2 separate regions of the Homo sapiens genome follow, and region 1 is linked to region 2. A link is an interaction called in ENCODE POLR2A ChIA-PET data of the cell type or tissue named here. Cell type or tissue: Panc1. All regions are shown on one strand. Each heading gives the region's core, and the rest is flanking DNA. Links, peaks and the distances in the headings are about the cores only. Region 1 overlaps EZH2 (enhancer of zeste 2 polycomb repressive complex 2 subunit). Region 2 has its middle 31 kb from the start of EZH2.

Region 1 (5,385 bases), core at 386-5,385, 83 kb after region 2:
TTCACCACAACTAGTTCTGCTATTTTTAAGACATTTTAAATAAAAAATTTAAACATTTAATATGTGTGTGTGTGTGTGTGTGTGTGTGTGTGTATATATATATATATAATGATTTTTCAGTTTCATTTTACTACACTTCTTTTTTGCTCTATTTTCATTGATTGTGGATTATGAATGTATGTCTAGGATATTTTTGAGAAGGCTCTGGAGGACTTACACCTGGGCAGTAGTACTCTTTAAGGAATCTCGGATTCGTAGACAGGGTGGAAAGTGCTGTGGTTATTTAGGCACAGAGTTATACCATATTTCAGAGAATCAAAGATGCAAAATTTTTCACATTTTAACATTGGAAACAACATGCATCTTAGAATCACTGTGATAAGAATGGATTATACCTTTGTTTAGTTGGCAGCATTTTTTCTTAGTGATACAGAAGATAATGATGTACCTTGAAATCGCTGTCATCATAGATTGTATGAAATATGGTGTTTCAAGGGACTATGTGCACTGACACATTTTAGCAATATGGTATCATGGCAATATAAGGAGCGGGAAGAGCAGGGGCTCCAGAGTCAGGCTTTTGGAGTTTACATTCTAGCCCGAGAACCATGCGCAACTTTGGGCAAGCTACTTATCCTTTCTTTTCTATAGTTTTCTCACCTGTAAAATGGGGGCTAAGAGTAGTACCCATCTTACAGTGTTGTAATGAGGATTAAATAGAAGACATGTAATGTGTTTAAAATAGCCTAGCACATAGAAAGTACTTAGTAATCAGCTAATATTATTAATTCAGAGATTACAGTTTTGCAGAATAGACTTAAATTTACTTTGTTGTGATTGAAACACAAACCCATTACCCTTAATATTTATGTATCATCTGATAATATCAGCAATTGACACTTAGATTTTAAAAAAGGAAGATAAGGAAGATTAACTGAACAAGTTTTCTTATTCTTTTTATTTTATTTTATTTTATTTTTTTTTTTTTTGAGACGGAGTTTCGCTCTGTCGCCCAGGCTGGAGTGCAGTGGCGCGATCTCGACTCACTGCAAGCTCCGCCTCCCGGGTTCACGCCATTCTCCTGCCTCAGCCTCCCGTGTAGCTGGGACTACAGGCGCGCGCCACCATGCCTGGCTAATTTTTGTATTTTTAGTAGAGACGGGGTTTCACCGTGTTAGCCAGGATGGTCTCGATCTCCTGACCTCGTGATCCGCCCGTCTCGGCCTCCCAAAGTGCTGGGATTACAGGCGTGAGCCACCGCGCCCGGCCCAAGTTTTCTTATTCTTATTAAGTAAGATTTAAGTGGCTTATTTGGTATACATATTACTATTCTGTGTGGTTGGAATGTAAGAGAAATGAAGGATGAGCTAGGAAATAAATGTATAGGAAAAGCATGGAGGAGTTAATCAGATCGCTGAATCTCATATAAGTACAGTTTTTGATTCTTACTGATATTGGTAAGTATGGGAAGGGTTGGAGGTTTTGAAAATTTGGAAAATTTGAAGCATTTTTGCACCCTAAGTAAAAGAAAAGAGAGAATCCTATTTGGTTTATATGACCACTTTACTGTCCTAGGTAAGGACTTTTTTTTCAAAATTAAATATTTGGGTAGGCAGCATCTCTTTACAATATGATGGCTACAGCTTAAGGTTGTCCTTTTATTCTTAAGAGTCAATTTTATTTTTTCTGTTTTAGTGTTCGGTGACCAGTGACTTGGATTTTCCAACACAAGTCATCCCATTAAAGACTCTGAATGCAGTTGCTTCAGTACCCATAATGTATTCTTGGTCTCCCCTACAGCAGAATTTTATGGTATGTAAATAAGATATCTTCTGCTTATTTGATAATAACTTATTTGAAGTAAAAAAGCATAGATAATTTTATTGTCAAGGTGAATCAAGACAGTATAAATTCTAAAAAGCTATCAAAATAACACTTGAAGTAATTTTTAAAAATTGATTAAGGTAGTTTTTTTAAGGCCTGTGCAGTATTACTCTTTTCCTATACTCTCCAAAGGAAAAGTGTTAAGCAGTAACCATACCTAGGATTAAAAATATTTAAAAGATGGGCTGGGCATTGTGGCTCATGCCTGTAATCCCAGCACTTTGGGAGGCTGAGGCAGATGGATTACTTGAGTCTGGGAATTGGAGATCCACCTGGGCAATATGGCAAAACGCTGTGTCCTCAAAACAAAAGTTAGCTGGGTGTGGCGCATGTCTGTAGTCCCAAGCTACTCAGGAGGCTGAGGTGGAAGGATGGCTTGAGGGAGGCGGAGGTTGTAGTGAGCTGAGATTGTGCCATTGTACTCTAGCTTGGGTGACAGCCAGACCCTGTCTGAAAAAAACAAAAGGAATGAAGCTTATAGTTCTTATCCTTAAAAAAGTCAGTGTCCTGTAATCTAAGTCTGACTTTGAGTTTTTGTTAATTGAGAACTTATTATTTAAAACAACTTTAGGTAGCATTTTATTGTGATAATGTACATTATGGTGTAAAATTCATAGGGCTTGTGAAACATGAGCTGAAACATAGTTCCATTGCTAACTCTGACGCAGCAGCTTTTGTAATAAAATGCTAAAGAGAAACTGAAGCATGTGTTCTTGACTTGTATTGCTAAATAAAAAATATATAGTTGTATTACTTAATTGATATATAAAGTGGGAAGGCTAATAAAATGTTGATAGAAGTCCTTGGTGAACCTGCTTTGGGGAAGTTTTTAGTAACTTTTATACTTTGTACAGTAGAGTCTCAACTTCAGTTACTCTTCTGTAGTTGTATAAATTTGAGTGTAGTTTGAGAATTACATTGCATGACCTTGAGGGAAGTTTCATGTTTTCACAGACTGAAATTCTGGAAGAATATATTATTTAAATTTGTCATTAATTTATGAATCACCCATGGATTTTGCTGGTCTAGCCTGGGTGACAGAGCCAGACCCTGTCTGATTTTGCTGACCAAAGCAGATTAGGCACACAATCTTTATTGTAACTAAGATACGTTTTGGAGAGCAGGATGATGTGGATATGATTGAAAAGACAAAATATCTAAGTGTCACTTGATTTTGGCTTAGATAGAAAGAAATCAACCCCTAGTTTAAATGAGATTAGTGCAAGTGAAATGAGATGAAAACAGGCCTCTAGTGTGTACATAAGCTTGAATTTGAATATATGAATACATTAAAACCTGCATTTTAATTATATGCTCCTTTTATCCCACTTTTTCTTTTCCTTGTCTGTCTACGGTACTTGTTATCTTTATGAACTCTCCAGTTGTCCTAAATTTGTTACCTAGGGATTATTTGAGATTTTTTCCACATTCCCTGGCTGCTACTAGTCCTGTGTGTGGCCTTTCCCAGCGTGTTCTTACCTGTGGGCCATGATCATAGTGCTGGGCCGAGCCTACGCCATCTCACCCTTTAAAGAGCTTCTGTGTCCTCCCAGTCAGGCATAGCCAGTCCATTCTGCTTATTATAATTATCTTTCTAAAATTCTGTTTTCAACCAATACTCTTTTCAAAGGCCTCTTAAGACTTAGACTTGTCTTCACTTGGAATTAGTCTCTTTAAACATGTACTTCAGAACTGTCCAGTCTTTATCTATAACTGCTGTCATTTTTATTCTTCATTGAAAATGCTCTTCCTCCTATGAATGTCAACTTTCTTTACCTTGTATGCTTAACTATTCTATTCTGTCTTAACTTTTGTTTGATTGGCTATTCTTCTTTCTTCTCTGTTGTCTTCCAAAGCTTGATAAAAACTCATCTATCATCTTTACTAGCACTGTCAACTTTGATATTCATCTCATTCATCTAAATATTGAAATATTTTATGTTTTTGTAGAATGTTCTTATTTTACATATAAGTACATATCCTTTTGGCATAAACTTTAATGGACTATCAATACTCTGTATCCCTAGAATTTTATTATATTGGATGTCTTACATTTTTTTTTCATTTTACCTTAAACTATTACAAGTTAATGGCTGTTTTAATAACTGGATCATCAAGTGGAGTTTGGGAGTCTTAGGGTAGTTTTTTGGTATGGGTCTTTATAGTTGATCTTGATACACCATATTTCATCATCCTCTATTAACATCTAAAGTGCGCGTTAAAACTGATGATGGCTGGGCATGGTGGCTCATGGTGTCAGACACCTGTTATCCCAGCACTTTGGGAGCCAAGGCGGGTGGATCACTTGAGCTCAGGAGTTCGAGACCAGCCTGGGCAGCATAGTGAGACACTCGTCTCAATTAAAAAACAAAAACAGAAAAACAGACGATGTCTTCTCATAATCTAGAGCATCTTTTTCTTTCTTAGAGGTATGTACAATAATGGTGGTAAGTTTTAATGATTGATGACAGACTAAGTGCATTATTTTTTCTAGAATTAAATTTTTTTTCTGTCAACAGTTTTCTCAGATATGCTTATTGGTGAGAGGGGTCTTTTATTTTTTGATAAATTTTAGAGTTTGCTCTCTGACTAGTATTTTAAATCTGGAGAACTGGGTAAAGACATGTACACATGAAAAAAAGGTTGTATTTTAGTTATTTCACATTTGATACTTAGAGTAAACCTGCTTTTTAAATATATTTTTTTCTTTTAGGTGGAAGATGAAACTGTTTTACATAACATTCCTTATATGGGAGATGAAGTTTTAGATCAGGATGGTACTTTCATTGAAGAACTAATAAAAAATTATGATGGGAAAGTACACGGGGATAGAGGTGAGCCATATGCTTCTTCTCTTGGAAAAAGGGGCTAAAGAATTGAGAGACACTTTTGTTTATGAAGCATATAGGGCATGAGAAAAATTTTAATATTAAAATTAAGTTTTGCACTGAACTATAAGGGACTGAACCTGGGCCCAGGCCTAAGATTTTCAGTATTTTCCCTAACTATTTTTGGGAAAATTAGTTAGGAGGATCATGTTTGCCACCTGATAATTATGCATAGTTGGTTATAACATAATGGCAATAACATGTAAATTAAATAGAACTTGAGTGTATGTAGATTTTAAGATTCTTTAGTAGTAAAATTAATTAGGATTGGGGCTCTGCTTCTGTGGCATATAGGGGCTCCAACAGCCCCTACTACTAAAAAATACCGCTCCTCTAGGGACTACAGTACCTGAAATTCAATCCTTAGAGTCATGGTTTCAGTTTTTTGTGTCCAGGAGGCCCTGTTAAAGTGTCTGAAAGGATAATATTTGTAATATCATCATCCATTGTCATTATCAGCAGAAAGCAGGGTCTGAAATGATCAGTTAAAGGACAGATCCATTGTTTGGGAGGAGGCCAAAGCCACAATCAGTTCCTAGAAGATTCAGTTTTCTACTAGAAAGTTTTGGGGAGGGGCCATTCTACAGAAAGTAGCAGGTATTAAAGATAAGTT
Region 2 (5,385 bases), core at 292-5,291:
GCAGAGTTCAAGCAATTCTCCTGCCTCAGCCTCCCAAGGAGCTGGAATTATAGGTGCCTGCCACTACGCCTGGCTAATTTTTGTGTTTTTATTTTTGTATTTTTATTTTTTATTTCTTTTGAGATGGAGTCTCACTCTGTCACCCAGGCTGGAGTGCAGTGGCACGATCTTGGCTCACTGCAATCTCCGCCTCCCCAGTTCAAGTGATTCTCCTGCCTCAGCCTCCCGAGTAGCTGGGACTACAGGCATGCGCCACCACTCTTGGCTAATTTTTGTATTTTTAGTAGCAACGGGGTTTCACCATGTTGGCCAGGCTGGTCTCGAACTCCTGACCTCAGGTTATCCACCAGCCTTGGCCCCCCAAAGTGCTGGGATTATAGGCATAAAGTACCGTGCCTGGCTGGGCTGTGCTTTTTCGATTTGGTACCATGTGCTTGGTCCACATGTTAAAAAAAATTGTTAAAAGATTATATATTTTTAAAAAGATTATATTTAGGTTCACAAGCCACAAGATAGCAAAAGAATCTGCTGGATATTTTCTGTCTCCTCTCAGCGGCCTTCTTACACATAGATGTTGGTTGTATTCTTCCTCCGTCAGGGCTTCTAAACCCATCAATGGTGAAAGACCAGTTTTGTTTTGCTTTTTATTTCTCCAAAGGCTTATAGACTGATACTTTAGTACAATCAATAAAAATGAATTACTGGTAAAATGAAATTAAAAAACAACAGAAACATACAAAATTCAAGGTCCAATTTAAAAATTATTAGATGGAGCAGACATACCATTCCTCTGTCAAATTGCTTTTAACCAGTGGTTAGTGGTTCTCAACCAGGAAGAGGCAGGGAGGGCTCTTGATTTTGCCCCTCCACCTCTGAGGACATTTGACAATAGCAGAGACGTTTTTGCTTGTCCCCCCTGGGGAGGGGGATGCTACTAGCATCTCATGGGCAGAAGCCAGAGATGCTCAGAAGCATCTGACAGTGCAAAGGACGGCCCCCACAACAAAGAATTATTGGGCCCCAAATCAGTAGTGCCAAGGTTGAAGAATCCTGCCTTAAAAGTTTCTACATTGCTAATCTCAGTTTTTTGTATTTATCTCTTGGCAGAATGGTAACATTTTTGGACTGTGGTCCACAGACCACATTTTGAGACGACTGCCCTTACATACTTGAACTCTGACCCAGTAAGGTTGCCAGACAAAACACAACTGGATTCTCTAATCCTTTAACTTTGTAAGGCTTCTGGATAAACAAAATAAGAATGAGCACAAGGGAATGAAGCTTAGTGATGTAATCAAATGAAACATAAATTATTCTCTGCAGTCTGCAGGACTGGGGCTTAAAGCCTAGCTTTGTTACTTCTTAGCTGTGTGAGCTTGGGAAAGCTATTTTTAAAAAATCTTTTAATTTGATTTTTTTTTTTTTGAGACGAAGTCTTGCTCTGTCACCCAGGCTGGAGTGTAGTGGCATGATCTCGGCTCACTGCAATCTCCAACTCGCTGGTTCAAGTGATTCTCCTCCCTCAGCTTCCCAAGTAGCTGGGACTACAGGTGTGTGCCACCACGCCCCGCTAATTTTTGTATTTTTAGTAGAGATGGGATTTCATCATGATGGCCAGACTGGTCTCAAACTCCTGACCTCAGGTGACCCACCCACCTTAGCCTCCCAAAGTACTGGGATTATAAGCGTGAGCCACTGCACCTGGCCTGGTTTTTAATTAAAAAAAAATTTTTTTTGGTGGAGATGGTGGGGGGAGGTGTCTCACTATGTTGCCCAGGCAGGTCTTGAACTCCTGACCTTAAATGATCCTCCCGCCTCAGCCTCCCAAAGTGCTGGGATTACAGGCGTGAGTCATTGAGCAAGGCTGGGAAAGCTATTTAATATCTTCAGACTGTCATTTTCCCCTCTGTGGAGTGGGGATAATGCCCTCTTCCTATGGCTGTGCGAGGATAAGTGTGATTTTTGGTATGGAGAGCGCCTAACCCACAGAGGCACCTGATAGTTGAACCTCTCCGTCAAAGGTCACTGAGAGCCCCAGAGCGTTCTTCTCAGTCTTTTTATTTCTGCAGTGGAGCCCGAGGCAACACCCCTCACATTTCCTCCTCCTTCTCCGAAGAGTGGGGCTCACCAGGAACTTTGAACTGCCAGGTACCTGAGTGAAGGGCAGGTCCTAACTCTTCAGAGACGATTCCAGGAAGCTGCTTTGTAAAGTGGAAAGTGTGATGCAAATGTTAGGAATCGCTTCGTTGGTTTCACTGATATTGACTGGGCCCCTACTAGATGCCCTTAATATAAAGCAGTGGCAGGCTGGGCATGGTGGCTCACATCTGTAATTCCAGCACTTTGGGAGGCTGAGGTGGGTGGATCACCTGAGGTCAGGAGTTCAAGACCAGCCTGGCCAACATGGTGAAATCCCATCTCTACTAAAAATACAAAAATTAGTGGGGCATGGTGACAGGCACCTGTAGTCCCTGCCATTTGGGAGGCTGAGGCAGGAGAATTGCTTGAACCCGGGACGCGGAGGTTGTAATGAGCCAAGGTTGCACCACTGCACTCCAGACTCCATCTCAAAAAAAAAAAGAAAAAAAAAAAAAAGAAAAGCAGAACTAGGCTCCCATTTGTTCACGGGTATTAAATAAAAATGATCAGGGAGGAGGGGAAAAGACGATTCACAAAGGAGCTTCTAGTCTGAGTTATAAGGTAGCCACAGTGCAGTCAGCTCAGGCATTGGCAGGAACTACTGGGGGGATGTCACCCAACAAATTCCACCTTCACCTTAAAAAGTAACTGTCCAGCTGGTCCTTGCCTTCCTGTCCAGACCCGGAGCAGTGGGGCCCATGCACCTGGCACCTGACTTGCTGCAGGGAACCACAACAGCGTGTTCCTGTTCTAGGAACTGGGAGAGGGGTGAAGGGTGGCTGTGGGCCCAGCTGGAATGCTGGCCTCAGTGGAGGAGGTGCAGAAATGCCTGGGCAAGGCCAGGGGCAGACCCTCCCATCAGCGGGGAAAGGCCCTTGGCAGGTGGCACCAGAGGGGGCCACATGGTAGTGTGCCCAAACAGGGGCCCAATAAAGTCTTTACTTCCCTAGCTCTCTTTCTTGAGAATACTTCCCTCTGTGTCATAATTGGAATGTGTGAGTCATGCTCTCAATCTCCGAAAACTCAGTGCTCTTGGTTTGTCTGAGTCCGCAGCAGGTGCTGCGGGGGAGGCTGCGGGAAGCTGAGGACTTGCAGCCACTGAGGCCAGAGCTTCCCTGGACAGCACCGAGGCATGAACGGCATTGCACCGAAGACAGGGCTGGGTGGGGAGAGGTATGGCTACAGAACACACCTGTTAACTACCGGTAGCTTTCTGGGGGCAGAATCTGTCTGTCTCAAGCCCCCCAGGATTGCAGCCACCTCTCCCATCGCAGTCCCGCCACTGCTTCTGCTGCCAGGCAGGGCCTGGAGATATGGCTCTTGGCCACCTTTAGTACACAAGGTGCAGGCAGGCCCTGATAATGAAGAGAATTAAGACAGTTTCTCTCCCACAGACACTCACAGCCTAGACGAGGAGATGAACCATCAACAAATAATTTAACAAAGATTTGGGAACAGAGTGGCAGAAGCTATTCCTCTGCCCAGGAACAAAGAATCATTCCTTTCTGTTTCCATGTGGGCTCCTGACACAGATACTCAACAAGCAGAGCCAACATGATTGATCTTACGCCCTGATTATGTGGCAAACATGTTTGCATTTTACGATTGTTCATTTTAATTCGTATTATCAGGTTTTGCTACCATGGCAGAACATAACGGTCTTAAACCCTGCATGTTAATCCCAGTTATCCAAGACTTCCCATGATACACTATAAAAATGTCTTTTTACCCCGCACATGCTTATGTCACTATCTTATATCTTATACAATGTGCCTTTCATTTCTAAAAGCAATTCATTCACATAAATGTTCCTGCAGATTGTTAAAGCCTTAGACTCTGGGACCAGGCATAATTGGAGAACGAATCAGATGTATGTTTCAAAGAAACAACCCCAACACATATCCAAACGACATTTAAGATTTCTTCCTATTTCACAGGAGATGACTTACGAGTGAACACTCACCCTTTTTTGGTATGTTAGTCTCATATTACCTTTTGCTATTAAACCAGGCATGGGTACACTTTCCAGGGCTGAGCTTTATTGCACATGAGCCCTGTGACTCAACTTTGCCATAACCAGGTATTTTGGGGGCTTTTAAAAGTATGAAGACATTGCTAAGATTAGTAAAAACAGAACCTTCAAAGTCATGAACACTGAAAGTACAGAAATAAATCATTTTAGCTTTTGATGGTTTGATGAAACTTTCTATTCACTGGCTTCCTAATTCATAAGCATCAAAGTAAAGGAAATTGTGGTGACATGATTTTGCAGTCATAATTTCTGAGCCTCAGAAATGCATTCAGCTGAATCGAATGTAGTATCTTTCTTTTAATTTGAAATGGGTAAAATACAGATCCACAGTTTAAGAATCAAATTCAGTTTAACAATTGGAAAGAACCTTTGAGAAACTGTGTTCCAAACACATTTTACAGGTGAATACTATCAGAATACAACCGGTTGAGGACCAGGCAGGCCCCTTAACTTCCCCAGGGCTCAGCTTCCTGATCTGTAAAGTTAGGGGCTGGGCTGTATGAACCCCTAAATCCCGTTTCACCTCAAACGTATTTCAGGATTCTAGTAAAAAGGTGCTGAATGAACGAAGCTAATCCCGAGAGAGACTTGGATTTGCCTGAGATCATGCAGTTAGTCAGGGACAGACACACATCCTCTGACTCCCGGCCATTGCTCTTTATAGAGAACAGGTTTAGAGTAAAGATCTTGAATTAAAAAAAAAATTACACAGAGATTAATGAACAGAACACCTTATAAAAAAAAAACAACACACAACTCTATATGAAAACCAAGTCACGCAAACTTCTGAGCAATATGTTTCAGTAACCTGCACTTTTAAATCATAGACTGGCAGCTATGATTTAAGCACCCTTAGACATCCAGCTTGTGTCCCTGGCATGACCAGGTATGCACTGGAGGAATGTCAGCCAGTGTACTGGCTTCTTCTGTTACATCATGAACTTCTCCAAAATGGAGAGACAACAATTCATTATACCATGATCTCTCATTATAGATTGAATTGTATCCCCCAAAACGACATGTTGAGGCCCTGACCTCCACTACTGTATCTGTGAAGGGGACCTTATTTGGAAATAGGGTCTTTGTGATGTAATCAAATTAAGATGAAGTCATTGGGGGGTGGGGGTGCTAATCCAGTATGACTGATGTCATTATAAGAAGAGGGAAATTTGGACACAGGGAGAAGACGGCCACATGAAGATTGAGGCAGAGAT

The links. Peaks named below come from ENCODE experiments on the same cell type or tissue, not always from the same donor. Only the 100,000 strongest peaks of a DNase experiment are listed, where the experiment ranks them.
Region 1: POLR2A ChIA-PET joins it to region 2 with 6 read pairs; 3 of 35 experiments call an interaction of 5 or more read pairs at or near these places.

The regions. Positions count from the first base shown.
Region 1 is chr7:148,829,061-148,834,445 of GRCh38, reverse strand. EZH2 (enhancer of zeste 2 polycomb repressive complex 2 subunit) reads left to right here. Exons shown (of 20, transcript NM_004456.5): 4 at 1,696-1,812; 5 at 4,598-4,718. Among named protein-coding and RNA genes, the nearest start is that of EZH2, 53 kb to the left of the region's middle. In Panc1, for the core only: no CTCF peak of the experiment used is centred there; no DNase peak of the experiment used is centred there.
Region 2 is chr7:148,912,225-148,917,609 of GRCh38, reverse strand. No RefSeq gene overlaps it. Among named protein-coding and RNA genes, the nearest start is that of EZH2, 31 kb to the right of the region's middle. In Panc1, for the core only: no CTCF peak of the experiment used is centred there; DNase peaks (open chromatin) are centred at 1,081, 3,149 and 4,159; H3K27ac peaks cover 774 bases.